Linked DNA regions of Homo sapiens: region 2 is linked to region 1. Evidence: read pairs that join two places in POLR2A ChIA-PET (ENCODE). Cell type or tissue: B cell. All regions are shown on one strand. Each heading gives the region's core, and the rest is flanking DNA. Links, peaks and the distances in the headings are about the cores only. Region 1 has its middle 63 kb from the start of EPHB3. Region 2 has its middle 26 kb from the start of MAGEF1.

What was found. ChIA-PET counts read pairs that join two places held together with the same protein. Peaks named below come from ENCODE experiments on the same cell type or tissue, not always from the same donor. Only the 100,000 strongest peaks of a DNase experiment are listed, where the experiment ranks them.
Region 2: POLR2A ChIA-PET joins it to region 1 with 5 read pairs; 4 of 35 experiments call an interaction of 5 or more read pairs at or near these places.

What each region holds. Positions count from the first base shown.
Region 1 is chr3:184,616,569-184,633,086 of GRCh38, forward strand. No RefSeq gene overlaps it. Among named protein-coding and RNA genes, the nearest start is that of EPHB3, 63 kb to the left of the region's middle. RefSeq lists an enhancer at 13,163-13,834. In B cell, for the core only: no CTCF peak of the experiment used is centred there; no DNase peak of the experiment used is centred there; H3K27me3 peaks cover 702 bases.
Region 2 is chr3:184,677,419-184,693,936 of GRCh38, forward strand. No RefSeq gene overlaps it. Among named protein-coding and RNA genes, the nearest start is that of MAGEF1, 26 kb to the right of the region's middle. RefSeq lists enhancers at 730-1,234, 1,235-1,740, 12,538-13,038, 13,039-13,539. In B cell, for the core only: no CTCF peak of the experiment used is centred there; a DNase peak (open chromatin) is centred at 10,463; H3K27ac peaks cover 606 bases.

The DNA.
Region 1 (16,518 bases), core at 7,000-9,499:
GGTGCACTCCTACTCATCCGGCAGCATTCCGCTCACATGTAGATTGTGTGAGGCTTTCTCTGACCTGTTCCCACCCCCAGGACAAAGAGTCTGTCAGCTGCACTATAATGGACTGTGTCCACTATTCTCGACACCCAGAACCCCTGCCCTGCATCAACTGAATGGATTCCTTTCTCGGTGTGAGTGCTGTGTCTTGCATGTCATTTATCATTGTGCCCACTGCACTGTATGTGTTTATGGACTTGTGTAACCCCTTAGCTATGCTCACTTAGCTATGCTCAGAGGGATAGAAAGATTCATTTTGTTTCCAGAAATTCTTCCCGTGGAAGACAGTCATGCTGCCTACCCAAGAGCCTACCCAAGAAGTACTCCACTGTGCAACTGAACCATCAGTCTTGTGCAACAAGAAGCAAGACAGGCGGGGCATGGTGGCTCACACATGTAATCCCAGTACTTTGGGAGGCCGAGGTGGGTGGATCACCTGAGGTCAGGAGTTCGAGACCACCCTGGCCAACATGGCAAAACCCCATCTCCTCTACTAAAAATACAAAAATTAGCTGGGCGTGCTGGCAGGCTCCTGTAATCCCAGCTACTCAGGAGGCTGAGGCAGGAGAATCTTTTGAACCTGGGAGGCGGAGGTTGCAGTGAGCTGAGATCACGCCATTGCACTCCAGCCTGGGCAACAGAGCGAGACTCTGCCTGAAAAAAGAAAGAAGAAGAAGGAGAAGGAGAAGGGGGAGGAGGAGGAGGAGGAGGAGGAGAAGGAGAAGAAGAAGAAGAAGAGGAAGAAGAAGAAGAAGAAGAAGAAGAAGAAGAAGAAGAAGAAGAAAAGAAGAAGAAGAAGAAGAAGAAGAAGAAGAAGAAGAAGAAGAAGAAGAAGAAGAAGAGGAAGAAAAGGAAGCAGCAGCAGCAGCAGCAGCAAGATGGAAGGCGGAGGTTGCGGTGAGCTGAGATCACGCCATTGCACTCCAGCCTGGGCAACAGAGCGAGACTCTGCCTGAGAAAAGAAAGAAGAAGAGGGAGAAGGAGAAGTAGAAGGAGGAGGAGGAGGAGAAGGAGGAGGAGGAGAAGGAGAAGGAGAAGGAGAGGAAGAGGAAGAGGAAGAAGAAGAAGAAGAAGAAGGAGGAGGAGGAGGAGGAGGAGGAGGAAAAGGAGAAGCAGCAGCAGCAGCAGCAAGACAGTCTTGCTGCCTACCCAAGAAGACTGCTGGGTCTTCTTGCTCTCTGAAGCAGAGAAATCAGCAGTCTTCTTTGCTAACAGACCCTGATCTTGTTCAGGCAACCACGTGCCTAGAGATAGCTTTGCCAGTGATCAGTTGAGGAGTGGTATAATTCCGGCCAAGGAGATGTTAAGAGGACATCTTCTGGGAAAGCTTTTTCTTCCTGAAAAAAAAGAAACCAGAAGCAAATGCTCCATTTTATGCCTTCCTCTTTCCTCTTATTTGGGACACTATTGTGTGATGGTATGATGTTTGGAGTTGTAGCAGCCACCTGGTGACCATGAGGCAGAGACGAAGAAGAGTGCAGAAACATTGATCCCGAACCCTGGCATCAGTGAGGGTCTAAACACCCCTCCTTCCAACTTCCCATTATGTGAGGTAATTAAATGACTTTACTGCTTAAGACACAATTAGTTGGATTTTCTGACATTTGCAATTGAAGGACTCTTAATTGATATATTTTGTGAGTAAACTTTTTATTTTGGGATAATTGTAGAAACTGTAAATCTTCATGAGATTATAAAGCACTTGATGTCCAGATGATGGTGCAGACCCATCTGGAGCTGTCCTCTAGCGTGGCCGTAGCATGTCCACTTAGAGTGTGCCTCAGGGAGCTTCTGCCTTCTCTCCTTGTTCCTCAGTCTTCGGACCTCTCAACCCTCCCTTAGGAAAAAGAAAAGGGCTTCCTCCTCTGGGCCTCTGAGTCAGGCTGTCAATCAGTCCATTCCATCCAGCTTTACCCCACTGGAGTAGGGGGAGAAGGCTTCAGGTCCCAGATTATCTTCTTAACAACCCATGAAAAAGGCATTGTTGCTCCATTTTGTAGAAAAACTTAGTCATGTTAGTAAAAAACCTGATCAAGATCGCACAGTCAGTAACAGAGGAGCCCCACAACCTGGTCTTCCCAAACTCACCATCTTTATACCTCAAAATGTGACCTCCCTTGGGCTTAAATCATGTCAGTATCAAGCAGGTGGTGTGCACGTTGCTTTGGATGGCAGCCATGAAAATGCCCCATCAGATCTCCTACTGCTGGGAGTGTCATCGACCAAGGCCACGGCTCCTAAGGCCATGCTTCCCATGGGCTTCCTGCCACCCAAGGCTGAGCACAGCAGGGGCGCTAAGACAGGACCAATCTTGGGAGATGCAGGGCTGCTCTGAGGACATCGTTAGCTCAAGGACTCCCAGTTGGTTTGACCGGAACTTTCCTAGAGCTGTGCTGAGTCTGAGACTTTGCTCATCCAACCCTCCTTCCTTCTCCCTCTTCCTGGCAAGGGTCAGACCCACAGCCTGGTCTGAAAGTTCCCGCCTCTGCTGGCTCATTTCCCTTTTCCCCTCGCAGATATTTTCCCCAGTAAATCTCTTGCATATCTAATCTTGTCTTGGGATCTGGCTTCTTACAGGACCTGAACTAATGTGCTTTGATTTTTAACCCTCCAAATTCAACCTGGCAACCTGTCTGTAAAGCACCTGGCACATACTAGGTTCTCTTCTCTTTTCCTCTCAGAGTGTGGGTGTTAACAGTGGCCATGCTGTGAGGCTGTTTCTGTCTCCAGTGGGAGCAAGGTGGACTGCCCTGTGACCAGGAGAATATGCACATACCAGAAAACCTATGCCTCCTGAGGTTCAGAGAGGCTGAGGGACTCACCCGAGGCCACACAGCTCATGCCTGAGTGCCCACACAGATACACACACATGCATGGGATGGGGAGACAAAGTTAGGGTGGAGAGACAGGGTCAGGATGTAGTGTGGGGCAGACAAAGGGCACGAGGAAAGCAGCCCCTTCCTGCCCCTCCCTGCTGACTTCCCAGGCTGGTCTGTATGTTTTGGTGTCATGGCAACTGGCTGTGGGGGCTGTACGTGGAAAGTGAAGCTTAACCTTAAGACACTGTGGGGAGCTAAATGAGCCTAAAAGATATCAGGTCCATGATTTTCCAGCCTCCCAGCCTTGCTCCAGCCTGGAGATACTGCCAGCCCATGCCAGCCCTCGGTCATCAGGAAATGCCTTTCTCTACTTACTCTTACTGCCTATCCTGCCCATTGGGCTCACCTGCAATCATTATACTAACTCTGACTCTGGAATCCTCTCTTCTCTTCTTGTTTGTCTAAATCCTCTCTCTCTGTCAGGGCCGAGTTCCAGTCCCACATTCTCTGGAAGCCTTCCCCGGTTTCCCTAGCCCATGTAGCTCTTTTCTTCCTCTGATCGCAGCTAGCAATCCCTGCACTATCTGGAGCACTCACATTATGGCATTTCAACTTTGTCTCCACGCAATTCAACAAGCTCCTCATATGGGCTGGACATCCTGCTGAGTGCTGTATGTTCCTGTGGGTATCTTGGGGGCTAAATCTACTCTAGGCTTGTTAGACTTCGGACAGGCAGCAGCTGACCATCTAGCACTTATGGACCATTTATGACAAGGAGAGGCTCCCATCAGCTCCCAAACTAGGCAAGACAGAGGGTGCAGGTGGTAACTTGTTAGAGCCTTGGACTCGGAGTCCAGACAGGCCACTGTCTGAGTCTTGTTTTTCTAAGCTATAAAATGAGGATGACAGTACCTACCTCACAGACTTGTTCTGAGGACAAATGATATGATGAGATAATATATGTAAAGTAGCAAACACAGTAATTGATGTGCTTGTTGTTTGCTTTTTCCATGCCAGTGGCCCCTGCCTCCACCCCATAGCCCCTGAGTCTACCTAAATACAAACACTGTGTTCCCTTTGGGGCTGTTCAAAGAACTCCCTGTCTTGGATTGTAGAATTAAATAGGAAGAGGCTTGCCCTCTAGAAGCTCACCATCAGGTGCTTCTCACGCTTGCTCTCACTGAATCCTCCGCCAACTCTGGGACAGGAAATAGTATTCCTGTGTCATAGATGACTGAGCCGGGGCTCAGGGAGGTTGAGTCAGACTCAGGCCTGAGACAGATGATAAGCCCTAAGCAAACAGGCAGCCATTGGGTGAGAACACTTTATACTGTGCAGGTGTCAGCTCTGTCCAAATAATTCTTTAAATTCAAAAAGTAATGCCAGGCAAAATCACAACAGGGTTTTTGGGGCAGGGCGGGGGAGAGATTTAACAAGGCCATTCTAAAACGAATCTGGAAGAGTAACTGTGTCGCAATAAACAAAAAATATTTGAAAAAGGAGTACAATGAGGGGAGACTTCCCCTATCAGATATCAAAACACTACCAAGCTGTACTCTTTAAAATCGTGTGCTGGCCTGAGACAAGACAGATGGATCAATGTCACTGAACAGAGAGCTGAAAAAGGGGTTCTGCATTAAGAGGAATTCAGTGTGTAATAAAGTAGCATTTAAAAGCAGCAGAACAAACTTTCAGTTATAAGATGAATAAATTATGGGGATCTAATGTATAGCATGGTGACTATAGTTAATTATACTGTATGGTATACTAGAAATTTGCTAGGAAAATCGGTTTTTCTTTTGTTTTTTATTTTTTATTTTTTGAGATGGAGTTTTTCTCTGTCAGCCAGGCTTGAGTGCGGTGGTGCGATCTTGGCTCACTGTGGCCTCTGCCTTCCGAGTTCAAGCGAGTCTTCTGCCTTAGCCTCCTGAGTAGCTGGGACTATAGGTGCGTGCCACCATGCTTGGCTAATTTTTGTATTTTTAGTTGAGATGGGGTTTCACCATGTTGGCCAGGCTGGTCTTGAACTCCTGACCTCACGTGATCCGCCCGCCTCAGCCTCCCAAAGTTCTAGGATTACAGGCGTGAGCCACCATGCCTGGCCCAGAAAATAGATCTTAAGTGTTTTCACCACACACACACACACACACACACACACACACACAAAGGTAACTGTGTGATGAACGTGTTAATTAGCTTGATTGTGGTAATCATTTCACAATGTAATGTATATCAAATAATCACGTTGTAGGCCTTGAATATATACAATTTTTATTTGTCAATTAGACCTCAATAAAGCTAGAAAAAAGCAATCGGGAAAAGAGGGATTCTTCAGCAAGTATTGTAGAGACAATTGGCTATCCTTGTGGAAAAAAACCATAAAGTTAGATTCGTGCTTCACACCATTCACTGAAATAAATTCCAGATGGATTAGAGAGCTCAATGTGAAAAAAACAAAGCTATAAAACTATTAAAAGAAAATATAGGAGAATTTGTTTATAACCTTGGGGTAGGAAAGGCTTCCTTTAGCAAGACACAAAACACAGAAACCATAAAGGAAAAGATTGCTAAATTTGATTATGTCCAAATTCAAAACTGGTGTATAACAAAAGACGCTGTAAATACTGTTAAAAGACAAGTGACAGACTGGAAGGTATCTAGAACATATGCAACAGAAAAAGATTAATATTCAGGATCTGTAATGAATTCCTACAATAACAAGCAAAAGATAAACAACCCCAAAGAAAAAATGGGTGCTGGGAATGGAATAGACAATTCACCTAAGAGGAACTGCAGATAGTCAATAAACATATGAAAACGTGCCCAGCCTCACTAGTAATCAAAGAAATGCAAGTAAAAATAACGCCAAGTTAATGGTTTTCACCTGTCAGATTTGCAAAATTTAAAAGAGATTTGCGCCGGGCGCGGTGGCTCACTCCTGTAATCCCAGCACTTTGGGAGGCGGAGGCGGGCGGATCATGAGGTCAGGAGATCGAGACCATCTTGGCTAACACACGGTGAAATCCCGTCTCTACTGAAAATACAAAAAAATTAGCCTGGTGTGATGGTGGGCACCTGTAGTCCCAGCAACTCGGGAGGCTGAGGCAGGAGAATGGTGTCAACCCGAGAGGCGGAGCTTGCAGTGAGCCAAGATCCTGCCACTGCACTCCAGCCTGGAGGACAGAGCAAGACTCCATCTGAAAAATAAATAAATAAATAAATAAAATAAAAAATAAAAGAGATTGGCAATGGCCACGGTTGGGAAGAATCTAAGGGCAATGAATACCTTCGTCACCATTGGTAAGAATGGAAATTGTCCTGGCATTTGCAGAGTGTGATCTGGCGGTACCTACTAAAGTGGAAAACACCCAAACTCTTCGCAAGAGCAATTCCAAATCTCTGCCGAGAGAAACGCTCCAAGTGTACAAGGGGCCGCCTTCACTTCGGGTCGTGGCAGTAGTGATGGAAATGTGAACAATCAGAAACAACTGAAATGTTCCTCGGTAGAGAAAGGGCCAAATACATCTCTGTTGTTGTTGTTGTTGTCTTTTGAGACAAAATCTCACTCCGTGGCCCAGGATGGTGTGCAATGGCGCAATCTTGGCTCACTGCAATCTCCGCCTCCTGGGTTCAAGCAATTCTCCTGCCTCAGCCTCCCAAGTAGGTGGGACTATAGGCACGTGCCACCACACCTGGCTAATTTTTGTATTTTTGGTAGAGATGGGGTTTCACCACCTTGGCCAGGCTGGTCTCGAACTCCTGACCTCAGGTGATCCACCCGCCTTGGCCTCCCAGAGTGCTGGTGTAAGCCACCACACCCAGCCCTAAATACATCTTTGAATGTGTACACTAGTAATGATTTTCTGGGGACCAAGCAATGAGAGAGACCTTTATATCCTGAAATGAAAAGGTCTCATTACAAGAGAAAAACAGGTCACAAAACAATATGGATCTGTTTGTATAAACATGGATGCGCACTTCACAACCGTGCATGAGAAAAGATACTCTAGAAGGTACCTACCAAACTGACACTCCCTAGGGAGGCGACTGGGACTGTGTGAGAGCCAAGGGGGGCTTTATCTGAACTATTTAACTTTTTTACAGTGCGTATGTATATGTGTTGTACTTATGTAATAATAATAATGCATTTAAAATAACTTGAAAGACCAGCTGTCACTCAATGCCTGGCAGCTTTATGCCTCTACTTCTCAAGCCCTACTCACTGCCGGTGCCCTGGACCTGTAACTTAGATCCTGTGCCTTGTTCCTGATTGTCCCCATCCCTGACCCCTCGCCACCTCCATCATACTAGGCTCTTAGTCTGGGTTCTTGGCCTGTGCCGTGTGGCCTTCTTGATTCCTGGTGCCTATCATGGGTTGGGAATAAGGGAGAATTGGACATGGTCATATGGCCCCAGGAGAGTACATGGTCCAGCAAAAGAAGAACTTCAGAGGCCGGGCGCAGTGGCTCACGCCTGTAATCCCAGCACTTTGGAGGCCAAGGCAAGTGGATCACCTTAGGTCAGGAGTTCGAGACCAACCTGGCCAACGTGGTGAAGCCCTGTCTCTACCAAAAATACAAAAATTAGCTGGGTGTGCTGGCGTGTGCCTGTAGTGGCAGCTACTCGGAAGGCTGAGGCATAAGAATCGCTTGAACGCGGGAGGCAGAGGTTGCAGTGAGCCAAGATGGCACCACTGCACTCCAGCCTGAGCAACAGAGCAAGACTCCATCTCATAAATAAATAAATAAGTAAATAAATAAATAAACAAACTTCAGAAAAGATGTGGTTGGAAAATGCAAGGAAAGCTTCCTAGAGCAGGTGACGTTTGAGCTGGGACTTGAAAGCAGGATAATTTTAATCCTAAACCCCACCTCAATTATGTTGAAAACTACATAACACCATCACAGAAATTTTGAATAATGGAGAGAAAACAATTCACCCATAATTTCACTGCCCTAACCCAACAACTTTTGTAAATTCCCTTCAATTCTTTGTCCACAAGACACTTATCATTTAAGTATACAATCCAAATAATACATTTGATTATATATATGTGTATATATATATGTGTATATATACATGTGTATATATATATGTGTGTGTATATATGTGTGTGTGTGTATATATATATATATATACATATACACACACACACACTTTTCTTTTTTTTTTCAAGAGACAGGGTTTTGCTATGTTGCCAAGGCTGGATTTGAACTTCTGGGCTCAAGTGATCCTCCTGCCCCAGGTTCCTCAGCTGGGATTACGGGTGTGCTCTGCTGTGCCTGGCTGGTTGTTGTTGTTTAGTATAACATCATATCACAGCCTCTTTTTACATTACTAAGTGATATGTATCGTCATCATCTGTTAATGACTATGGAATTTGCCATCCAGTGAGTGTGCTTCTGATTTAATTACCTATTCCCCTATTGTTGGCTGTTTAGGTTGTTTCTTATTACTAATGCTGCAATGAACATCCTTGAGCATGTAGGGTCTTTCCCCCCCCGCTTTTAGGTTATTTCCTTGGAACAAATAAACTCTCAGAAGTGGAAATACTGGGTCAAAATTTATGAACACTTTTATGGCCCTTGAAACATGTTGCCAAATTGCTTCTAAAAGTAGTTTCAGAATACACTGAGGGCTTTGTTAGGCAAATATGAGAGGTATAGAAATTGAATGGGGGTCCCAATTCCAAGAAACAGCATGTATAAAGGTGCATTGACCAGGACAGACTTCTGCAATTTATCCTTTGAATACCATGACACGGCCAAGATGTAGAATTTTATGGCAGATTCTGCTGGTTGGCAAACTAAGAAGCCGTTCACAGTCTCCTTCTTTCATGTTATTCTCCCACCATAGAAGGTAAAAGCCAGATAATCTCTTGCCCAGCTTCTTTTGCAGCTAAAAGTGACCATGTGACTCCATTTTGGGCTCGTGGAAGAATTCTTTCCTTCCTTTCAGGTTTTTAACCAGTTTATTAAATCTTTGAACTAGGAAGTTGAAGGTTTTTAATATCCCAATTAAAGGGGAAAATGTCATTGATGCCATCTCTCTTTCCTCCTCCTGCCCTGAATGCAGATGTGATGCCTGGAGCTGCGGCAGCCACATGACACCTATAGGGTTGGACAAGCGTTAGCACAAACAGGCAACACAGGAGGGTGAGAGAAAAGAGACAGAAAGACCCTGGTTTCTTGATATCACCATTTGAGTGGCTGAATCAATACCATCGACCTCTAACTTTTTATTATGTGGGAGAAGTATTTGATTATTTGATAATCATTATTTGATAATTGGGGGGGTAATTATCCTCCCTATTTGATTAAACCCTTGTTAGTCAGATTTTCTGTTACTTGCAGTCAAATGCTTCCTAACAGAGGCAAGGCTCCACCACCTTGCCCTGTCTCTCTCAGATAGCACCTGGGATTCAGATTCCCGTCCTGATAGAGTTTAAGTTTTCTCTCGGAACTGGTGACTTGGATTTCCACAGCTCAAGACATTTACCACCTGCCCACCTGTAGTGTGGGTGGAATCCTCTTTCTGATGCTGGATGCTCCCAACAGCCCTCAGAGTCTGAGAGCTGCTTCTATAGTCCCTGAGCCTTGTTTGTTTTTTCAAGAGCAGCTTGAAAAAGGACCTTGTGTTCAAGATACACTGTTGCTGGCTCCCTTTGAGGTCTCAAGAGAATTTTGAGCCAAGAGTCCTGGATTCATTTCTGGCTCTTTCCCTTACCAGTTGTATGTTGTATTGTCTTTTTTTCTTTTTCTTTTCTTTTTTTTTTTTTGTTTAGATGGAGTCTCACTCTGTCACCCAGGCTGGAGTGTAGTGGCGCAGTGTCTGCTCACTGCAACCTCTGCCTCCTGGGTTCAAGCAATTCTCCTGCCTCAGCCTCCGAAGTAGCTGGGATTACAGGTGTGTGCCACCACACCCAGCTAATTTTTGTATTTTTAGTAGAGACAGGGTTTCACCATATTGGCCAGGCTGGTCTCGAACTTCTGACCTCAGGTGATCCATCTACCTTGGTCTCCCAAAGTGCTGGGATTATAGGTGTGAGCCACCGCACCCAGCCCAGTTGTATGGTCTTAGTCACTTAATCTCTCTGAGTATCAGTCTTCTCCTGTAAATAGGGATGCCAGAGTTGCTGGAAGATTTAGAACTGCCAATCTGGTAACATGGTAAGGGCCTAATAAATGTCTTCCATTTGAACACTCAAAGAGGTGTGGCAAAGAGCCCATCACAGGCTGGGCGCGGTGGCTCATGCCTGTAATCCCAGCACTTTGGGAGGCCGAGGCGGGCGGATCACAAGGTCCAGGAGTTCGAGACCAGCCTGGTCAATATGGTGAAACCTCGTCTCTACTAAAAATACAAAAAAAATAGCTGGGCGTGGTGGCACATGCCTCTAATCCCAGCCACTCGGGAGGCTGAGGCAGGAGAATTGCTTGAACCTGGAGGACGGAGGTTGCAGTGAGCCGAGATTTTACCACTGCACTCCAGCGTGGGCGACAGAGTGAGACTCTGTCTCAAAAGTACATAAATAAATAAATAAATAAATAGAGCCCATCATGTAGCAAAACTGGGGATAGACTCTAGCGTGTGGAGCCTCTGTCAAGGTGCCTTCCAATAGCATGTGGCCTCCTCTGTGGACACCTGATGCTGGGAGTGACGCAGGTTCTGCCCTGCTCAGAATAGAAATTGCAGACGGGGGTTGTCCCTGGGCAGGCAACTCTAGGCTACTCTGGGGCTGGGTTTAGCACGTTCTGAACAGGCTCCCAGGGGAAAGAAGGAACGTCTTCTTCCAGGCTCTGGGGACTGCAGGGCCTGCTGAGACCTTGGTGCTGCTCCTAAGCCCCTGGAGGTAGAGCCAGACCTCCCCTGCATCCCTCCAAGTAGCCAGAGTCAAGGTCAACCTGCTCACTTCCCTCCCACAAAGTCTGCAGTGTGGGGGTGGGGGGTGGGGGTGGGAAGCAGCCCCGGTCTCTCCTGCACATTCCCAGCTGACAACTTGACAACTACAGTACCCGAGCCAAAATTAGGACATGGCTCTGTCAAAGGATTCTTTCCATGGCTGAATATATTTATTTGAAAGTTCTTATCAAGGAATAAAAATGAAATCTGCCAGAGGTTTAATGAATCACCTTAATTTGAAGGAACACAAATATGGGCAAACAGGGTCATCTCAGACAGGCTGAATGATGTCAGGAGAGACCTCCTTCTCCACGGCTGAGAGGTAGAAGTCTTCGGCCCAGGGGCAGAAGGAGAGAGGTGGAAGGGGGTGGGCCCTGGTCAGAAGTTACTTGCCTTGAACAAATTCTCCAAAACTAGCAGCTTTTCAACAATTTTTGAAGGGATTGTACAGGCCTATTGATTAGTGAAACCAGAATGAAAAGATGTAAATGGATACAGTGTGAAAGTGAGTCTGGGGGGCCGGGCGTGGTGGCTCAGGCCTGTAATCCCAGCACTTTGGGAGGCCAAGGCGAGTGTACTACCTGAGGTCGGGAGTTGGAGACCAGCCTGGCCAACATGGTGAAACCCTGTTTCTACTAAAAATACAAAAATTAGCTGGGCATGGTGGCGTGTGCCTGTAATCCCAGCTACTTGGGAGGCTCAGGCGGGAGAATCGCTTGAACCTAGGAGGTGGAGGTTGCAGTGAACCGACATTGCCCCATTGCACTCCAGCCTGGGCAACAAGAGTGAAACTGACTCAAAAAGAAGGAAAGAAAGAAAGAAAGAAAGAAAGAAAGAAAGAAAGAAAGAAAGAAAGAAAGAAAGAAAGAAAGAAAGAAAGGGAAAGAAAGAAGGGAAGGAAGGAAAGAAGGGAAGGAAGGATGGAAGGAAAGAAAGAAGAAAGAAGGAAAAGAAAGAAAGAAAGAAAGGAAAGAAAGAAGAAAGAAGGAAAGGAAAGAAAGAAAGAAGAAAGAAGGAAAGAAAGAAAGAAAGAAAGAAAGAAAGAAAGAAAGAAAGAAAGAAAGAAAGAAAGAAAGAAGTCAGTCCAGGGGCCACAGAGAGCTGATGGTGGGAGGGACACAGTGTTGTTTTACTCACTCACCCCTGCCCCCAGTTTACTGGCAGAGCAGGTCCTGCACCTACCCTGACCCTTTACCTGTGTAATTATCCAGCTCTGCACTGGGGGGAGGCCAGGTTCCTACCCTGCACAGACAATTTCCATTTCCCTTCCATAGCCACCTGCAGCCTAAGGCAGGGAAGGAAGGGAGAGAGCGGTGTGAGGCCTGGGAAGGACCCTCTTCTCAGCAGCATAGCAAGCTTATTCCGAGGGTGTTTCCACCAGCCCAGAATAAGGTTGGAACCCCCGTAAGCCTGCTCATCATTGCACTGCTTTAGGGGACATGTACCCCCAGTCCCCTCACTCACCTGTGTTTGGATGCCTTCTGGTTGTGACTTGGCCCCTGCAGGCCTCCGGAGAAGAGCCCATCGAAGGACAGCTTGTCACCTGACACGAGGGGAAGACAGGGGGCCCTGGTTGCACATCCTTTTTCTGCATCTTCCTCTCTGATCTCAGTCAAGGTATGTAGTCTCACTGAGCATCAGTGTCCTCTTCTGTAACAGGGACCTAGTGATTTCTACCCTTTAGGCCAGATCATACATGCAGAGCCCCGATTTCTTTGTCTGGCACACAGTAGGCCGTTGATAAGTAGTGACCATTAGTATGTAAAAACCATTAAGGCACATAAAAGTATAAGAGCTAACAACAATAATAATAATTATGGCAATTATCCTGCCCTCCTCCTTACACCCAGGCAGAAGGAAGCCAGGAGGGAGGACGCTGCCGTCCTTCCAGCCTGATGACTGACTTCTCATAGAGAGATTCTTGTTGTTCTTGGGCAGATGGGCTCTGACTAATTTCCACATTCACTTTCTTCTTGCATAGCGCCATTCACACCTAGGAGATGGCTTGACCTTCTTCTCAGCTGGGTAGGGTGCCGCTTCTGCCCCCCATAATAATCAGGCCCCGGAGGCTACCACCTGGGGCTGCTGGGGGTGACCCATCCCAGCTGCCCTAGTTCCAACGGCCCCGTGAGTTCTCAGCTGCCCTAATCCCAACAGTTCTGTGAGATCTTAGCAGCCCTAGTCCCAGCAGCCCCTTGAGTGATCCCTTCTTGTCCCTCTCCTGCCCTGCTCAGCTAAAGAAGGACTGAGCTGCTGTGACCCCAAGAAAGGTGCCGGTTGGCATCGCACTCAGCACTGACAGCAAGGCTGAGCACGCTCAGAGGGAAGGCGGAGAAGGCCCCCGCCTCCTGCTCACGGCCTACTGTCTCCACAGGCCCAGGCTGCACGGGCAGGACCGCGGCTACATGTCTGCAGCCTGGCTTAGCCTCTCAGCCGAGCCCCTCTCTCCTCCCCCACCTTCTCCCGCCTGTCGGGGGTAGGGAGTGAGAAGGGGATCTTAATTTCTCCTGCTTCTAATCAGCACCGCTGGGAGCATCAGCCTGCAGGGGGAGGAGGAGGTGAAAGGCCATGGGCCTAATCTACAAGCCACCCAGTCACCAGCGCCCAGCTTCCCTCCTCACAAGCCATGGAGCAAACAAATTATTTTTGTTGTTCCTGGGAAATCTGCAAGTACTTACCCGTGTGATTAGCATCTGTGCCTCATGCCGGCAGTTCAGGTGAAGAGGCCATGGCTAGTAGCCCGGTGCCGGGCCGCCTGTAATCAAAACCAAAGCGGCGGCCAGGGTGCTCTCTGGCAACGACGATGTCAAACTCAATCTGGCCCTCACCTGGGACAGCTTCTCTGGGAGCCCTATGCACGTTGAGGCCTCGGTAGCTCTGAAATAAATGCAGGAAGGGGCTGGGAGGCTGGGGTAGCCCAGCCTTCCCACAAGTAGCTCTGGCACTCCAAAGCCGGGGCAGATGGAGGGCCTGAGGCCTGACGCACTGATGCAAAAGCCTTGGGCCCAGGGATCTGCATTTTAAGCTGCATTCCAAGTGGCTCTGATGCGCCTCCAACGCTTGGGAAACACAGGATGCTGTCCAGGCTCCCCTGAGTCAGTCTAGTAGTCACAGCGATGAGCCCGGTTTCCAAATGCCTACGAGGTGCAGGCGCTTTATCTGCTAATACATTCTCTCATTGTCCCTTTGAGAAAGGTGTGAATATACCTTCATATAGATGAGGAAACTCAAGCTCAAGAGAATAAACCACTTGCCCAAAGACACAATGCAGGGCGGAGAGTCAAACTGAGGTGTGCCTGCCCGCAAACCCTGTTCTAGACCCTTCTGCAGAGTTAGGTCCCGCTTGGAGCTGCTGTCTCATGCGATGCGGAGGTGAAGTGGAGTCCCCCGACATTGCTCATGGACTGGCAGCCCCCTCGGCGAGAGAGCAGAGGGAGGGAATGACACAGAAAGCTCCGATGTGTCTTGTTCCCACCTAAGGGGCAAGCTGTTCTCAGCCTCCTGCTCAAAGCAGGGAATAACACGCATCTGCCTTTATTCCACGGGCGCAGAATATGGCATCCCTACGAGGAGCAGGAAGAACAGGCCAGAAACTGGCAAACAGCACACAAGGTGCTAGGACTGGGACAGAGCGCAGGAGCTCAGCATGGAGCCCACGGGGGAGGCACTCCTCGTGACAGCAGGCGGCTGGCATGTGCATACAGAATGGCCGCTGGAGGCTCTCCTTAATATGCTGGGCAGAGGTTGTACTTAAGTGAACCCCCAGTGAGCCCCCTTGGAGACTAAGGGCCAAAGCTGAACTCAGGAGCAGCCAGCATGGAGCCGGAGTGGGGAAGCCGCGGCCAGAAGCAGTGGAGTTTAGACGGACAATGTAAGAAGCTGACTCTAGCCTGGATAGCGCAGAGACTGGGTTTTCATCAGTTCCTCAGTGAAGAGGAAATTGGAAATTAATACCAAAAATCCCACTGAGTAGCGTCCATAGTTTCCATATGTAATCATGCTTGGCTTAGCCAGGTAGTAGAATGTTTATGATTTTCTTTCCAAGGTGGAGTTTAGTCATTCTCAACGAACCATTTAGTTGGCTTCATAAGGTCCTGAATTAAAGAACCCCTCTAGGTGATGTTATAGATGGGCAGATACCTGGGCGAGGTGGACCCTCACTGGCTGTTGAAGTCAAGGCGGAGGGCCCAGATTGGGCAAATCCGGGGAAGAAGCCATCCTCCCAGACAGCTGCTTGGACGAGGCCAGGGCGCCACACGCTACGTGAAGCGCTGGCTGGAGGAGAAATGGTCTGTCGTAGGTCTAGGTCTGTTTTAAGGATCTCCCCTGGCGTTTGTGATTCACGTACAAAAATTCAAATGGTATGCCCCTCCCCGAACACATGCTGTCAGTAAACGGAGGCATCGCTGCACTGCCAGCTAATGACTGCAGGCTGAGGCGGGCGGCTGGGTGCGTTCACTGCAAGCTCGGAACGCTGGCACTGGCTCTTCCTGCTCCATCCTGGAAAGGAGGAGAATGAGGCAGCCTCCTGCCCGTGGCCCTGATCTTTAGCTCGCTCTACACTGGAAACCAGGAGATGGATTTAGAGACCCGGCTGCACAGTCCCTCACCAGCTGCTGGGTGCCACAGGCAAGTGAGGGCGGCTGGGCAGGCTGAGGGCCTGGGGATCCCATCGTGTGCCTACACACACATGCACACACACTCTTAAGCATGCATACACACACACACTCTTTTTTTTTTTTTTTGAGATGGAGTTTTGCTCTTGTTGCCCAGGCTGGAGTGTGATGGTGCGAACTCAGCTCACCGCAACCTCTGCCTCCCGGGTTCAAGTGATTCTCCTGCCTCAGCCTCCCGAGTAGCTGGGATTACAGGCATGTGCCACCACGCCCAGCTAATTTTGTATTTTTAGTAGAGATGGGGTTTCTCCATGTTGGCCAGGCAGGTGTCAAACTTCTGACCTCAAGTGATCCACCGGCCTTGGTCTCCCTAAGTGCTGGGATTACAGGCGTGAGCCACCGCTCCCAGCCCCCACACACACTCTTAAGCACACATACACACAGACACACACAGCCATATGCACACATTCATACACACACTCATACACACACATACACATACATGTACACACTCATGTATACACATTCATATATACACATGCATGTTCACCCACAGATGTGCCCATTTATCTACACACACTCACACACAGACACACATTCATTCACAAATGCTCATAAGCACACACACTCAGAAATAAACTGTACACACATGTACAAAGAGAGACATACCCTAACACACTCTCACACAGACACACAGTTAACACGAATACAAGACACACCCTTATATGCAGCACACACTTGTTCACTGAGTCCACACCCTCAGACACACCCACGTGCACACACACCTTCCCTCCCCACTTGCCCTTCAGACAGAAGAAGGCAGCATTCCGGCGCTCTCTGCCGCCACCTGACTGCCCTGCACAGAGGCCTCCCAGCCCCAGCAGAGCAAGATCTGCTGCCAGGCCGCCCCTGCTGCCCCCATCTCGGTCACTCATAAATGCCCTGAGGATGCCCACATGCTCAGACCCAGCCTTGCCCACCTGCTCCTGCCTGCGGCCTTTTCTTCCACATATCAACAGCCTCTCTCACAAGGGCCTTCACACAGCCTCTGACACACACACACTCAAACACATGGAACATGCTCTCCCTCCTTTGCCATCTCACTGTCACATGGGTCGGTCACTCTGTCTCCAGCCTCT
Region 2 (16,518 bases), core at 8,969-11,468, 63 kb after region 1:
CCTTCTCTACCATCTGCCCCCTCCGCTCTCCCATCGTCCTGCCTGCTGGACATCCAGGCATCAGCTTCTGTCACCCTTGTCAGGGCCTGCAGATAAGGTGGCAGTTGGTGGCCAGATTAGAGGGGGAGTAGCATTCCACTGCCCCCTCTTTTGGTGGCATCCAGGCCTGTAGGACTCCATGCAGGGACAACTCCATTCGTAGAGCCAGAACTCCCAGTGAGAGTTCTAGAATGGGGGCTCCTTCCGAGTCCCAGAGCCTCCAGCTGAGCCAGCTCCAGGGAGAGCGTGACAAACAGGTATCCTGGACAGAGAGGACTCTGGAGACCAGAAGAGCCTGTCAGAATGAGGGGCCGAACAGCACACACGGCCTTCCCTCCTGCCCCTCCACAGACCGGCTGTTTTTCATAGCACCTTTAGTGGAAAGGAAAGCATGTTTCTCTCACTCCATGGAACTCTGAGCTATGTAAACAATAGAGATAGAGCTGGAACAAAAATCACCTACAGGGCCGATAGCTGCACCAGAAATCCCTCCAGGGAGGAGGCCAAGGCTCCTTGGTGTTCAACAGCACAAAAGCTCAGATATTAGTGAAGTGTCGGTGCCCGGGGCTTTTGCCCCAGGGCTGTGGGGTCTTGTTTAGAGGTCAGTGAAGGGGAAGGCCCACACCTGGTGGGCTGCACGGCACCCCCTCCTTCTCCCTGACATCTATTGCATCATTCTCAAGGTGTGTGGACCAGGGACAGGGGAAGTGAGCTCAGCTGACCCAGAAACCCCGGCAAGGCCTGTGCCCAGTTTGCTGTTCCTCACCGGAGACCTTTGGGGTTCTAGGCCACTCTTACGTGGTGATGGCAGGGCAGGTGTGCACAGGTCTGCCTATGAGGTGGGGATCTGCAACTGTCCCCAGAAACCCACTGCTAAACTGGGTCCTTAGGGACTTCACCGCCCTGCTGGCCTCCTCCTCCCTCTGAGGCATCATTGACTCCAGGAAGCCCTCTGTGAACCCCAAGGCTGCACCCTGGGGTGCCAAGCTTCTCTGTGTGCCTGCACTGCACCCTGTCATACTCAGAGCTTATCATCTCAAGCGTATCTCCTTAAGACAGGGCTGTGTTTGACTTATCTCTGTGCACACTTCCATATACAGTAGGTGCTCAATAAACGCTTGTTGGACAGAACGGGGCATCTCTAGGCCAGGCCTGGCATCCCTGGTCAGGACGGCTTCAGTGGGAGGCCCAGTTCTCTGGCCTCAGCTGCCCTTGGCTCAGGGGGTCCAGTTCGGGAGAGACCAGGGTGGTCAGAGCGTGCACTGCCCTTTAATCCAGGCCTGGGTTCTTTCCCGCGTCACGGCCAGATCCCATCTCCTCTTCAACACATAGCGCTGTGGCTACCACATTGCCTCTCTGGCAGACACTGTGGGGATGTGTGTAGTCAGGTTGCAGGGAGGGGGACTTTAAACAAACAGTCCATGGCCCCAGTCAGTGCCAAGGCTCACCGCATCCCCAGCCCCACACCCCCTCTCCAGGGCGAGCCAGCTTGCTGGACCGTGTGACCGGGAGCCCGCAGAATTCATTTCACAAAAAATGTTTTGGTGCTCTGCTTCTCACCCCATCCCCAGCTGGGCCAGAGAGCACCTGAGTGCCCCTCCTGCTCTCCCTCCCTCTTGGGCCTTTCGCCCCCTAATCCACAAAGTGGGGAGCGGTCATGTGGGCCCTCAGCTCTCGACAGGAAGCTGTCAGGCACAGCTGGCTCGCCGGGCCAGCTCCCTTACCGCCAGGGAGGCGGGCTGCCGTCCCCGAGCCCGGCTCGCTGAAACCCAACCCCTCTTTCCAGCTGCAGCTCGAAAGAGCCCCTGGCCAGCCTTCCCCAGGGACCCTGCAGCCTGCAGATCTCACGGTCAGGGAATTTTCCCTGCGCAGTGTTCCAAGTCAGCCAAGCCTCCAGAACAAAGGGCAGAGAGACAGAGACCGGCCTCTTCCTATCCCCCCATAAGTGGCAAGAAAGACCCAGCCCACAGAGGCTGCTCCCCTGATGTGGGGGAAGGGTATACCCAGAGGACAAAGACCATCCTTCCTGGGAGGCCTGTGCCTCGGGAAGCACTCCCCGGAGGAGCCAGGACCAGATAGATTTGCAGCAGCCCCCATTTCTTCCACCCCAGGGAGGAAAGTGACCTGTACTGGCCCTGACATCCCAAGGGCCACGGGTGTCAGGAGGCCTGTGTCAGAGTCAGGTGCTGCACAGAAGGGGATTGTTGCTGATTAGTGCGGAGGCACACATTCCAGAACGCAGTGATTCCTTTCCCTGGGGAAAATGCAATTTACAAAAGAAAAATGGGCCGGGCGCAGTGGCTCACACCTGTAATCCCAGCACTCTGGAAGGCGGATCACAAGGTCAGGAGATCGAGACCATCCTGGCTAACACAGTGAAACCCCATCTCTACTAAAAAATACAAAAAATTAGCCGGGCGTGGTGGCGGGCCCCTGTAGTCCCAGCTACTCGGGAGGCTGAGGCAGGAGAATGACGTGAATCCGGGAGACAGAGCTTGCAGTGAGCCGAGATGATCGCGCCACTGCACTCCAGCCTGGGCGACAGAGCGAGACTCCGTCTCAAAAAAAAAAAAAAAAAAAAAAAAAAATGGGACTTTTTTGTTGTGGTCCCTAAGAACAGACTGTTCCTCAAACTCAGATAATAAACTGCTGTCAAGCAGCAGCCCTGGTAACATGTAATAGAGTGGAGAGAAACCCGCAACCAGCATTGGTTCAAGCTCTGATATCATCACTAACTAGCTATGTGGCTGGTCTAGCTCTAGGGACACCCCAAAGCCATTGTGGCCAGGACAGAATATATTATAACTAACTTCTCTGAGCCTCATTTTTTCTCATCTGTAAGATGGGACTAGTATTGTTTACCAGGCCTACTTCCTTCATTTAGCAAACATTAAGTACCAACTGTGTGCCAGGCACTAAGTCTGTTGCTGGAAGCTGAGAAATAACAGGATTCCCCACCCCAGGTCACATTAACTAATGGGTATAAAGGTGCTTGGAAAACTGAAATGCTGAAATAAATAGATAAGGACCAGCTGTAATGATCTCATTAACTTTCTGGGAATGAGGCTGCTAAAGTGATTTTTAAAGTTCTTAAAAACAGTTAAGTAAGCCAGACCTGTCTCTGTAATCTGGCCTGCACTATTTATTTGCTTAGCAAACCATTTCTTCATAGATAGTGCAAAAGGAAAGACTTCAGACCAGCCCGAGGCAGAATTTATCCCAAATTCAGAGTGAGTGGGGTCTGAATTAATTAGGTCTTTCTGTAGCTTAATGTATAAACCTGGGCTCAGGAAATTTGGCCTTTAAAGCAGGTGCCCTTTCAAATGAGTGGGTTTCATGTGACTGTTTTAACTTCAGCTTCATTACCCTTTATGGGCTGCAGGAGTGGTGGGGGGAGCAGGCAGGAGGGATCTGGTGTGAGTCTGCTTCCGTGAATGGGGAGCCAAAGGAACCGTAAAACAGCCCCTGGGTCCTCAACAGCCTTCTCCCAACCAGGGCCTGCCAAGGTGACCTGCCTACCTCCCCATGGAGGTAAATTCATACTTACAGTCCCCGTCTGGGGTCTCCTCCAGTCTCAGGTGAGGGCAAGGGCCAAGGCTCCCAGTCCTACTTGTGGGGCTGGTCATCTGCTGGGGTTTCCTCCTTCGATCTCTCATTGTCCTTGAACTTCTTGTTCTAGCTCCTTGGCAGCCTCCAAACTCCACAGCGTGAGAGCGCTGTGCCAGGATACTCTCTCACTCAAGAACCCGCGGTTATTCCCTACTGCCTGAAAGTCCTCAGCCCCCACCACCTGCTCTTATTATCTGCTCAAGATGCTCCAGGTCACCCGTCCCTTTAGACAGTCCAATATGGCAGCCACCAACCACCCATGACTATGGAGCACTTGTGGCCAATCCCAATTGAGATGTGCTGTAAGATATACACCCAGATAATGAAGATTCAGCATGAAAAAAGTAATGTAGGCTGGGCGCGGTGGCTCACACCTGTAATCACAGCACTTTGGGAGGCCAAGGTGGGTGGATCACCTGAGGTCAGGAGTTTGAGGCCAGCCTGGCCAACATGGTGAAACCCCATCTCTACTAAAAATACAAAAATTAGCTGGGCATGATGGCAGGCGCCTGTGATCCCAGCTACTCGGGAGACTGAGGCAGGAGAATCACTTGAACACCTGGGAGGCAGAGGTTGCAGTGAGCCAAGATCATGCCACTGCACTCCAGCCTGAGTAAGACTCTATCTCAAAAAAAAAAAAAAAAAAAGAAATGTAAACTATCTCATTAGTAATGCTTATAATTTTTATATTGATTACATGTTAAAATAATATGGATATATTTGATTAAATAGAATATATTATTAAAATGAATTTCCCCTGTTTCTTTTTACATTTTAAATGTGGCTACTAGAATGTGTGAAATTACCCATGTGGCTCCCATGTTGGCTTGCAGTAATGTCTACCAGCCAGCCTGCTCTGGAGCACCATGCAGTGAAAGTACCTGGGCTGGGTTGTGGGCAGATTTCCCTTTCGGTGCTATTTGGTATGTAACCTTTCCAAACCTCTATTTCCTTTTGTTCCAAATGGGATTAAAAGTACCTGCTTCAGATGATTACTAGGAGAAAGAGATAAGCCAACAGCTGTGAAATCTACTAGCAGAGAGCAGTTAACTCAATACGTGTTGGTTTCCTTCCTTGTCCTTTCCAAATCACATTTCAAAACACTTTTTAGAGCACTGGTTCTCCTTGGATGCACCCAGAAATCACCTGGGAAGTTTTCTATTAAAAAACAACAAAAAAACACAACAAACAAACAACAACAACAACAACAAAATATATATATATATGCCCAGGCCTGGACTCCATTCTTTTTCTGTTTGTTTGTTTGTTTTTTGAGAGGGAGTCTGTCTCTGTTGCCCAGGCTGGAGTGTAGTGGTGCGATCTCAGCTCACTGCAACCTCCACCTCCAGGGTTCAAGCAATTCTCCTGTCTCAGCCTCCCAAATAGCTGGGACTACAGGTGCACACCACCATGCCCAGCTAATTTTTGTATTTTTAGAAAGATGGGGTTTCACCATATTGGTCAGGCTGGTCTTGAACTCCTGACTTAAGGTGATCCACTCGTCTCGGCCTCCCAAAGTGCTGGGATTACAGGCGTGAGTGGACTCTTTTTTTTTTTTTTTTGAGACAAAGTTTTGCTCATGTTGCGCAGGCTGTAGTGCAATGGCGTGATCTTGGCTCACTGCAACCTCCACCTCCTGGGTTCAAGCAATTCTCCTGCCTCAGTCTTCTGAGTAGTCAGGATTACAGGCATGCACCACTATGCCTGGCTAATTGTGTATTTTTAGTAGAGACATGGTTTCTCCATGTTGGTCAGGCTTGTCTCGAACTCCCGACCTCAGGTGATGCGCCCGCCTTGGCCTCCCGAAGGGATTACAGGCGTGAGCCACTGCGCCCAGCCGGACTCCATTCTTAATCGGAGTCAGGGTGAGTTTAATTGGTCAGGTTGGGACCTGGGCATCAGCATAGTTTAAAGGGCTCCAGGTAATCTAATGCATAGCAAGGGTTGAGAATTCCTGCGCCAGAAGAACCAGTTGCTCCTTCACCCCTCAATGCTCTGACCCTGTGCTTTATATGCTGTCCCTTTAGCATTTTACATGTGTTTTGTGCTACTTTAATGATAACCAACTTTCCTGAATGCCTACCTGGACACCTTTCCTGAACATCTGGCACTTTACGTATAGTATCTTTAATCCTTATCACAACTCGGCGAGGTAAATTAGATTAACCCCATTCTGCAGATGAAGAAGCTGAGGCTTAGAAAGGTTAAAGTAACTTACTTGTTAAATCAGTGGAGGGGAGCCAGGAGGAAGCACTCAACCCCCCGGCAAGCCTGACTCCAGCCATTGCTCCCTAGACTATGCTGCCTTTGCTTTCAGTGATTCAGTCACAAGAATCTACACGTCCAGGGGTAGGGTGCTTTCTTCCTGTTTGCAACAGTTCTCAAATGAGGCATTCAGCAGCCCCTTGATAAATACTGACTAAACCTCAGAGTACCTGAGTTGTTTTTTGTTTGTTTGTTTGTTTGTTTTGAGATGGAGTTTCGCTCTGTTGCCCAGGTTGGGCGTACAGCATACAGGCTGGAGTGCAGTAGCATGATCTCGGCTCACTGCAACCTCCACCTCCTGGCTTCAAGCTATTCTCCTGCCTCAGCCTCCCGAGTAGCTGAGATTACAGGTGGGCACCATCACACCCAACTAATTTTTGTTTTGTTTTTTTTTTTTTGAGACAGAGTTTCGCTCTTGTTGCCTAGGCTGGAGTGCAATGGCACGATCTCAGCTCACCACAACCTCCGCCTCCTGGGTTTGAGCCATTCTCCTGCTTCAGCCTCCTGAGTAGCTGGGATTACAGGCATGCACCACCATGCCCAGCTAATTTTGTATTTTTAGGAGAGACGGGGGTTTCTCCATGTTGCTCAGGCTGGTCTCGAACTCCTGACCTCAGGTGATCCACCCGCCCTGGCCTCCCAAAGTGCTGGGATTACAGGTGTGCCGCCACCTCCATCCCAGAGTACCTGTTTGAGAGTATCCAAAAGCAGGCTGAGAGGCTGGAGAGCTAGCCTCGGGGCCCATAAGGATTCGGGTCTGTGCTGCGCTCTGCTGTGCGCCGAGCAGTTTCAGAGCCAGGGGAGTTTCAGGGCTGCCCTCCGCAGGCAGGCCTCTAACAAGGACAGGACAGCTCTGAAAAGGACAGTGGGCGAATGAGAGAGGCTCCTTGGATTCTAATGTATCATTCTCCCACACTCAGTCTCTCTTAGCAACTCTCTGACCCAGGAACACTATTGAGAGCACAGGTCCTTCATGGTCAAGAAGGCAAGAGACCTGACTCTGGTGGCTCCTGGGTGGGTGGCAGGTGCCCTAACCCTACCCTACTAGTGCCTCCACCACCTGCAGGTCCCCTCCCCAATCTGCCACCACCAAGGGCTGCCTGGATTTTTTGGACCAGCTCTGAGTCCATGTAATTGCTTTGTTTTCAAAATAGGTGGTGTGTTAAAGGCTTGACTAAACGGGATTCAGTTTTTCTACTTTTGTAAGACTTCAAATACAAATGTTCTTAAGTCAGAGGTGCCTCCACCCACATGATGGACTCACCTGCAGCCATTCAGAAGGAGGACGGGCAAACCGCACAGTGGCACGGAAAGACAAGGATGATGGCCGCGAAGTGGGGGCAGCATCCGATCCACATTCTAAAAGTAGCATAATCACCATTACTAAACACTAAAAAAAGGAAAATAAAGAGGTAGGAGAGCGGGGGAGGAATACATGAGAATGTTCCCAGCAGTTGTGATATGATGGTGAAATCACACGTAATTCTATTTCTTTTATTTGCCAAATTTTCTGTAATGTGTCTATAGGACTTAAATAAAGGGAAAGAAAAATTCCTTTGGGGGTAATCCATCCCAACAAAAACCATCGAATCTGACCCGCACTCCTTCATCTTCTGTCTCCTCCACACCTTCCTAGAAGAGGACAGGAACAGAGGTGGGAGGCTCTGTGAGCCCGCTGGAAAGGCCACCAGGCCCTGCTCTGGGGTGGTGACTCGGTCAGATTTTCCCACACCCAGTCTGGCAGTGGAAGACAGAAGGGCTGTATCCTCACTCCAACTGTGCTCCAGGAACAGGGTCCTTTCGGTCCCATGGACAGGTCCCTGTCATTCTGCAGGGAGCAGGAGGGGAAGTGGGAGACCACTGCAGCAGGTGTACTTTCCCCTAATGGGGCTCCTAGTGCCTCCCCTGGGTTCAGAGCCCAGCTCTGGAGCAAGCCAACCTTGACCCTTTTCCCAGCCGGGTGCAAAGGCAGCCCTATGGTCTTTGGTGCCTGCAGGGCTGATAGGTGTCCAGAACTGTGGTCACTGAGAGTCAACAACTTTCCCTTTTCTCTGAGGCTCTCTCCTCTTCCCGGCGTGGTGGGAGGCCCCACCCAGAAGATAGCCTTGCCCACCCTGGCATTTTAGGTTGGTCCCCAGATAAAGCAGGCAGTGGGTGGAGTGGTCATGAGCTTTGGACCCAATCAGACCCTGGTTCAAATCTCATCCAGTTTTGCCACTTACTAAATGAACAACCTCAGGAAAATTAAATGCAGTCAGAGCCTCATCTGGAAAATGACATAATGACTCCTGTCTCACAGGGCTGTGATTTGGGTCAAGGGAGAGAAAATGGACATAAAGCACCTTGAACAGCCTCGACACACAATAGCTGTTATTGGTGCCTCTGTCTTCCTGGCCCCTCCTAAGCCAGGCTCTTGGGGCTGGGGGAGGACCCTGGACTTGACTTTAGGGATTGGCCTCTTTTAATGCTCTGCTCTCACGGCTGAGTGTGGGGGGCTGGGGCTGGGAAAGCCATGTGACTTCAGGCTGGCTATTTAGCCATTTCTTTGTGTCTCTTTGGCTCTGAAGGGGTGAGGTAATCCCTCAGAAGTGCATTCTTCCTGGGGAGAGAATGTCGCTGTTTCTTAGGGGGTTATAATCACTGTCCTTGCTGGAGGTTGAATGAGGACAGTGAGGGGGCTGACCTTGCCCCCTCCCCACCTTCCAGCCCCGGCCACGCCCCACCATAGGATCTCAGAGTTAGGGGACAGACTCCAGTCTCCAGTCTAGAAGGCTCTGGGAGTGTTTCCCTGAACAACATACACAAGCGTTGGAGGTATTTCTGAGGGACAGTGGCTGCTTTTATAAACTCACAGCAATATAATAATCATAAGTATTATGTGGCCCCTCAGTTTGGAAAGTACTTTCTCGTACCTCATCTACTCCTCTCTACAACAACCTTGTGGGTGACGTTATTATCTCCATTTCACAAATGAGGCCACAGAGGTTCTAAAGGGTAAATGACGATGATGATGAGAGGTAAGTGATAAAACAATGTCTCCTGACCACAAATCCTGGAATTTAAACATAAGTGTAGTAAACATGAACTCTAGGAAGCCTCCTGGGGCTTCTCCCTGTGTCTGGAGCCCCTGCACATGCCCAAAGGAAGTCCTTTTGGTTCTCCGTTCAGTAGAGAAAGGGAGCAATTCACTAAAAGGGAGGTGGGGAAACAAGACTGGTGGTAGGGGAGGCTGGGCTCAGTGGCTCACGCCTGTAATCCCAGCACTTTGGGAGGCTGAGGCAGGCAGATCACCTGAGGTCAGGAGTTAGAGACCAGCCTGCCCAACATGGTGAAACCCTGTCTCTATTGAAAATACAAAACCAGCCAGGCATGGTGGGACTACCTGTAATCCCAGCTACTTGGGAGGCTGAGGCAGGAGAATCACTTGAACCCGGGAGGTGGAGGCTGCAGTGAGCTGAGATCGCACCACTGCACTCCAGCCTGGGCAACAGAGTGAGACTCCATCTCAAAAAAAAAAAAAAAAAAAAAAAAAAAGAGGCCGGGTGCAGTGGCTCACCCCTGTAATCTCAGCACTTTGGGAGGCTGAGGCAGGCAGATCACCTGAGGTCGGGAGTTCGAGACCAGCCTGCCCAAGATGGCGAAAACCCATCTCTACGAAAAATACAAAAAAAATTAGCCTGGCCTGGTGGTGGGCACCTGTAATCCCAGCTACTCAGGAGGCTGAGGAAGGAGAATTGCTTGAACCCAGGAAGCGGAGGCTGCAGTGAGCTGAGATCGCGCCACTGCACTCGTAGTGGGTAATCTTCCCCGGGTATTGGGTAAGAGATTAACAGGCTGAGAAGGCAGATGCCTCAATGTCAAAGGTGGTGTTTTGAGAGTACGGAGGATTAGCTGGTGCCACATCTGGGGCCTCTTAGGTGGCTGCCCAGCAGAATATGACCTAGTCCTTCCCACAACCCAGCCTCAACCCTCGGGAAAGAGAACCAAGGTTCCTGCTGTTGTGTCCCTTCTGATGCATCCCGGCCATGGGAGAAGAGAAACCTCTGAAAAGGCTTTCCAGGGTGCAAGACCCCCGCAGTGTTCAGAGGGGCAGGAAAGGAACTCCCTCTCCTGACTTGAGTCTGGGTCAAATGTCCATGTGGCCTACTTCCTAGAACGGGAGGGATGGATGGGGCGGGTTTGCGGAGACCAGGAGAAGGTTGCTGGCAGCCAGCCCAGGCTCCATTTCCCTGCCCTGGGAGGGTGTGGTGGCCCAGGACCCCACAGCCTGTGGGGCCCAAACCCAGTGACAAAGACATGCTTTGAGTCCCTCTGACTTCCAGATTGCTATGGGGAATGGGGAGGAGGGGAGGGAGGAAGGAAAGGGCATCCATCCCAGACTGAGTATCCTGAAGCCGGCCATGACTTCGGTTTTGCCACTGCCTGTCCCCCTGCCTTTGTGGCCGGTTGTGTGGTGGTGCTATTTTCAGCATGAGCAGTAGTAGCGCGCAAGTGTCGTTCTGCGCAGTCAGCCAACTTCCTGATGTGAAACCCTAGCCGGAGGTCTCCCGGGCCCCTCCCCGGGCGCGCGGGCAGGCAGGCCCTCAGACTAGTTCCTGGAAACTTTATAGCCCCTCTCTCTGCACTACTCAGTTCCTCTCTCAGGGATTGCTCAAATAGTAAAATAAAACATTATAGTAACAGTGAGCATTTATTGATCGCCTACTATAGGCCAGGCACTGGGCGAGGCGTTTCATTGATATTATCTCATTAGTTACCACCTTGCCTTGCTTGTTCTGTATCCTGCTTGAGAAAGAGGTATAGTGTGTGGAGAGCAGGCATGTCATTTCTAGCTCATTAAATTTGTTGCTGATGGATTGGTCTTCAAAAAGCCATCATTTTTATGGAAAAAGTAGATTTCACTTACATCGTTCTGCTTTGCAGGAAAACCTCCAGAAAGTTCAGTTTGAGCCAGGCCCATAGCCGCCTGTGTCCACATCAGGCATGACCTCAACAGTCATGTCACCCATAATTCACAAGCATCTTTCTGGTCCCAGCTGTTCTTCTCATCAAGGAGGCTGTATTTTAGATGTCTGTTTCTCCAGTCTTTCTCTCTCTTGCTCAACAACTGAGGCCTTTCTTGCCAGAATTGGAGGAGCTGAGGTTCTGGGTCCAGCTATGGACTGGTGGGACATGGGGTCGGGGGAGGGCTTAGCAAACCTTCTCTCCCAGCCACTGGGGCCCTGGGCCACTGCCCCTGCAGGAGCTGCCAGGAGAGTGGAAGGATCTTGGAGGAGGGCTGTTGGTGTAGGTGGGAATGGAGAACATTCCTCCAGCTGGTGGCAGGAGCTGGCTAGCCAGAGGCCTTTTTCACGGCCCAATGCAGTGCAGCTCTTGTGTGTATGAGCTTTGTGAGATTTAGATCACTCTGTATTAGCCACAGGGTATTGGAGGTCACATCAAAGGTTAGAAAGCTGTGGAAAGAGTTCTTTCCCCGTGACTCACACTCCCCAAAAACGTAAATCTCTGAGAGGAGCCAGCTTGCTTTATAGAGCTGGCAGGAGAAAGGGGACAGCAAGAACTACTGGAGAGTTTTTCTAAAGAAACCTCTGGAAGGTCGGACAAAGGAATTTTTATTGAGGAGAGGAGCCAGAGGGGAAAGATGCTCTGGGACCAGATAGATGGATGGGGTTGGGCATTGGGGTGGGGGCAGCAACAGCGCTTCAGTTGCTCCTGGCCTGGAAGGACTAGACCGCCGCATCACACAACTCCAAGAGGTATCCTGGCTTGTGCAGTGCACGACCTGTGCAGCCACACGTGGCAGCCTTGTCTTTCCTTGGTCCCTCCTGGATGGATTTGGTGGAGCCTCCTTCATGGGTTCCTATAGAATCCTCCAGAGGGTCATAGCTTAAAATTATCCACGTGCTTGTCTGCACCCATTTCTGGCCACTTCATAGTTACATCTTTGAGGACAGAGGCCATGTCTTCTAAGATTTTGCTTTCTAGCCTGGCGCATAGTATATGCTTAAGAAACATTTGTGGAATGAATAAATAAACATTGTTAAGAGAATTCTAACATTTAGAAACGGGTACGGCTAAGACCAAGCATTGGGAACGAGAAAGAGCTTTGATTTCTTTAAAGAAAAAGTATGATCCAAAAACATCAACTCCTTAAAGATCCAACCACTACCTTTAGGAAGCTCCCCAATAAAATTCTGTTCATTTAGTCCCTCCATTTCTCAAGCATTTACCAGCCCCTCTGTCAGGCACCAGCTGGGGTTCCTTTAAGATGCCCACAGCCCTGATGGGGCAACAGACATGCGCTTCTGCTACCTGCTGCCAGAATGAAGCGGTCACAACTGCCTGGAAGGCCTGTGGGAGACATGCGGGGCACTACAGGGCGCTGGAAAGGGAGCCGCTCACTCACTTTGCCAGAGAAACAGGCTTCGTGGAGGAGGTAACAGGCAGGGGCTTGGAGGGAAAGCACCTTCGGCTTTGCTCCTGTCTAGGTTTTGGCTTTTTAAAAAAATTTATCTTTGTTTATTTATTTTGAGACGGAGTCTCACTCTGTCACCCAGGCTGAAGTGCGATGGCGCAATCTCGGCTCACTGCAACCTCTGCCTCCCAAGTTCAAGCGATTCTCCCGCCTCAGCCTCCCGAGTAGCTGGGATCAGAGGTGCACGCCACAATGCCTGGCTAATTTTTTGTATTTTTAGTAGAGACGGGGTTTCACCATGTTGGCCAGGCTGGTCTCAAACTACTGACCTCAGGTGATCCACCTGCCTTGGCCTCCCAAAGTGCTGGGATTACAGGTGTGAGCCACTGCACCTGGCCCAGGTTTTGGCTCTCTTGAGCACAGAGAGGGTAAGTGTGTACTCTAAGGTCACAGAGCTCATAAGTACATCTTAAAACCCCGTTCCTCAGCTCCACATCCTGTGACATACCACTGACTTGCTTTCTGTGCTCGAGCCCAGGCCTGGAGAAGCCCCCTCCTCCTCCCGGAGCAGTGAAGGAAGGTGATGTGAGAGGAGGGCCCCGCAGCAGCTGTGGATTTTATTCCTGGGCCAACCCGGGGACTTGCCTAGGCCTCTCTTCATGTTGGCCCCATCGACGGTGCAGCTCCTCCCGCCTCTCTTAACACTCTGGTGCTGCGCTGCCTCGCTTCGCAGATCATGTGCTCCCTGCTTGGTTCCTCAGCCCTGACCTGTATCACAATTCCTCACAGCGCCTTGACACCCTCTGTCACCTGGGTGCTGCCCTTTTCCTGGCTACCCCGGCTGGTGTGCCAGCCTCCAGGCCTTCATAGGGGACTGGGGACTTCGGCTCCTCCAGGTCTGGGCACAGCTCACTCCACTGAGCCTCTCACCCAGGCCCGAGCCCAAACAGGGCTCCTGCCACCAGCTGCCAGCCTTCCCAGCCAGTCTCCTCTGCCCGGGCTCTAGGCATTGCCTCTTCCCTGGGCTCACCAGTGGTGACACTGCCCATTCCTGCCCACTGGACTGCAATATCAGAATACTTTCCCCTCCAGCAATGTGGCTCAGGAGAGAGGACATGGGCTCCAGAGTCAACTCTGTCATCTGCCAGCTCTCAGAGTTCCTTAACGTCCCTGAGCCTTACGGTTCTCATCTGTGAAATGGGAGTGACACCTCTTTCAGAGAAACACAGGCATCGCGGTGCGATACACGCCCGGCTCTGCACCTCATACCCAGCTTCTAAGGACAGCGGGAGCTGACAGCAGCTCCTGCTTCCAAATGCTTCTCACGATCATTATCAGTCTTGTTCTACCCTGAGGTGAGCAGAGAAAACTTCATTGTACCCATTTGACATCGAGGAGATTTGGGCTCAGAAAGAGTAAGTGACTTGCCTAAGGTCACCCTGCTCGTCAGGAGAGGGCTGGGTGGGAACCCCAGCATTGTGATTCTGCATTCTGTGGCCCCAGAATAAATTGTTCCCACTCTCTCCTCTACAGTCAGGGCTCCCCTGCCTTATTGTGAGACCCCTGCCGCCTGCCCTATGCTCAGAATGCCAGTGTGAAGGGGCATCATTCTGGCTCTTTCCATGGTCTCAAGCAGACCCTTTAGGTGGAGAAGGGTGAGAAGAACCCTCCAGATAGGTCATGGGGTGGCTGGGGCTCCAAAAGCCCCCTTTGAGACCACACTTCCTCTCTGTGGCCCACTGGGGACTGCCGAAGGCAGCACCCGGAGCCCCGGGAAGGAGGAAGCTTCGGGTTGCGAGTCACGCCTTATGCCCCCGAGTCAGCCCAGACTCTGCTCCACCAGTGCCCCAGCCCCTGGCCAGAGCAGCCCCGTGGCCTGTTGGCAGCTGCTGCCCAGCCCCCATCTGCGGGCTGCCAGGGCTGGCAGCCTCACGGCCACGCTGCACAACTCCGCGCCTCTCCTCCTCAGTTTATTCCTTCCAGACACACAGTTGCTGCTTTTTATTTGGATTGCTTTTCTGTGTTATGGTATTTGGGTTGTTTTTCCAATCCCTCCCCCAACCCCTGCCTTTCCCCCATGGCAGGATTCCTAAGAAGACTCGTTTTTGGAGAGCGCTGCAAGCACATCTGCTCTCTGACTGCAGCATTCCGGGAGGGCCCTGTCAGGGGGCTCAGGTCTCGGGAAGCCAGGACACGCTGGGCAGGGGGGGCCGGCGGGCAGGGTGCAGGGCCCCTGGCAGTCAGGGCCTGTGGTGGGCACACTCACTGAGGCAGGCAGTGCTGGGCCTGGGGGCCTGTGGCTGCTGCCAAAGTCCTGGAGCCGCAGCTCACCAACTCCCTGGCCCCATTGGCTGTGGCTGCTGGCTCTCAGCTCAGACACGAGTAGGCCAGACTTGGGGTGAAAGAGAAACCAGGAGCCTTTTACAACACCCTGGACTTCGGGCTCCCTTTGGTGAGCAGATCTGAGGGGTGGGGTCCTGTGTGTGGTAGGTGTTGGAGTCCGCATGGGTGTACCCTTATGTGTACTAGAAAAAGTGTGGTGGCTGTATGGAGGTTCAAAAGCCACGGGACTTGGGTTCCATTCCTGACTTTCCCACCAACTGGCTGTGTGAACGTGGGCAAGTTGCTGTGAAGCAGGGATAACAGCATGCCCCCCAACTCCACTGTGAGGGTAAACAAGTTAATACGTGAAAATACTTCCTGGCACATAGTAAGTGCTCAATAAATGTTTTAGCTGTTATTATTATATATGCATTGGGATGTGTGTGGAATTATTAGATTCGGGGTGGTGCTCTTGGACTTTGGAGTGTGAGCACTGCTCCCCAGCTTGCTAAAAGTGCTGGCTTCTGGGCCTCACCGCAGAGATTGTTTCAGCAGATCTTGGGAGAGCTCAGGAATTTACATTTTAATCCAGAGGCCTTGGCGATATTGACATGTTGGTCCAGAGTCTGATCTGGAGTCATCTGAGGTGTCTGAATGAGTAGAGCCTTGGGAAGGCTTGGGGTGTGTGTGTGTGTGTGTGTGTGTGTGTGTGTGTGTCTGTGTATTGGTGGCAGGGGCTGCAGGGGTGTGAGAAGGATTGGATTATTTCCTAGGCTCTGGTAAATCACTCAGAACTGCTTTGCAAATGGAGCTGGAGACCCAGTGAAGGAGTGGAGTGGAATGAGGCGGCTCCAGGCAGGAGTCACCCCAGGCAGAGCCTTGGGTCTCTAGGAAGGAACGAAGACTGCTGGGGTTTTCAGCAGGGGACTGACACAGTCCAACTGAATGGTTTGGGTTGGAGCTGCCTGGTTTACAGCCTAAGGCACAGCAGATGGCAAGGAGGGTATAAAATTGCAATTAGCTCAAGGCCACAATGGCAGAAGGGTCTATGGCCTGAGAGCAGGAGCGGCAGCAGGATCTGGAGGAAGAGAGGATCTCCCAGATTGAGCAGCTGTGCCCACCCCCTTCACTTCTGAGTTAATGAGGCCAGAGCATCCAAGCCAGGGCCCGGTCTCCGTGAGCCCATCGCTCCAGCAGCCCAGCCAGGATCGCTTAAGATAAGAATCTTGTAAACTCACCCACTCAAGTGCTTATAGTCTCTTGATTCATTTTCTTCTACTTTCTCTCTCAGCAAAGATGTTTTAGAGAAACTCTTCGTTTTCACTGAGCTAAAAAAAGAAGGAGGTGGACCCTCCTAAGGCTAGAGAGAGAGCTGGTCGCCTGTTCCAGGAAGGAGACTGGGGGACCAGCTGTGGCCTGATGGTGTGAGGCCTCCCTTCCAGGAGTAGGCCAGTGGGGGCAGCCGGGAAGGCCTGGTTCTCCCAGCAGGGGTCTCCTTTCAGATGCTAGATTGTATGTGTATGTAAGTGTATGTGAAGGGTGTGTGTGTGTGTGTGTGTGTGTGCATTCACACAGCAACAAGATATTTACTGAGTGTGGATTATGTGCCAGACACTGTTCTAGATGCTAGGGATACACCTGTGAACAGAATGAAGATCCGTGCACTCGAGGAATGTGAGGTCGATGGGAATTTCGTGTCCGGAGGGGATGGGTAAGTGCTGTGTGTATGAGTCCACGGTGCACACACAGGCGAGGAATGGAGAATAACACATACGTGCCCAGGCAGACCTGGGTCAGGAAACATCTGCCATTCTCCAGGCATGTGATCTTGGGCAAAATATTTTCTGAGCCTTGGTTTTCCATAAAAT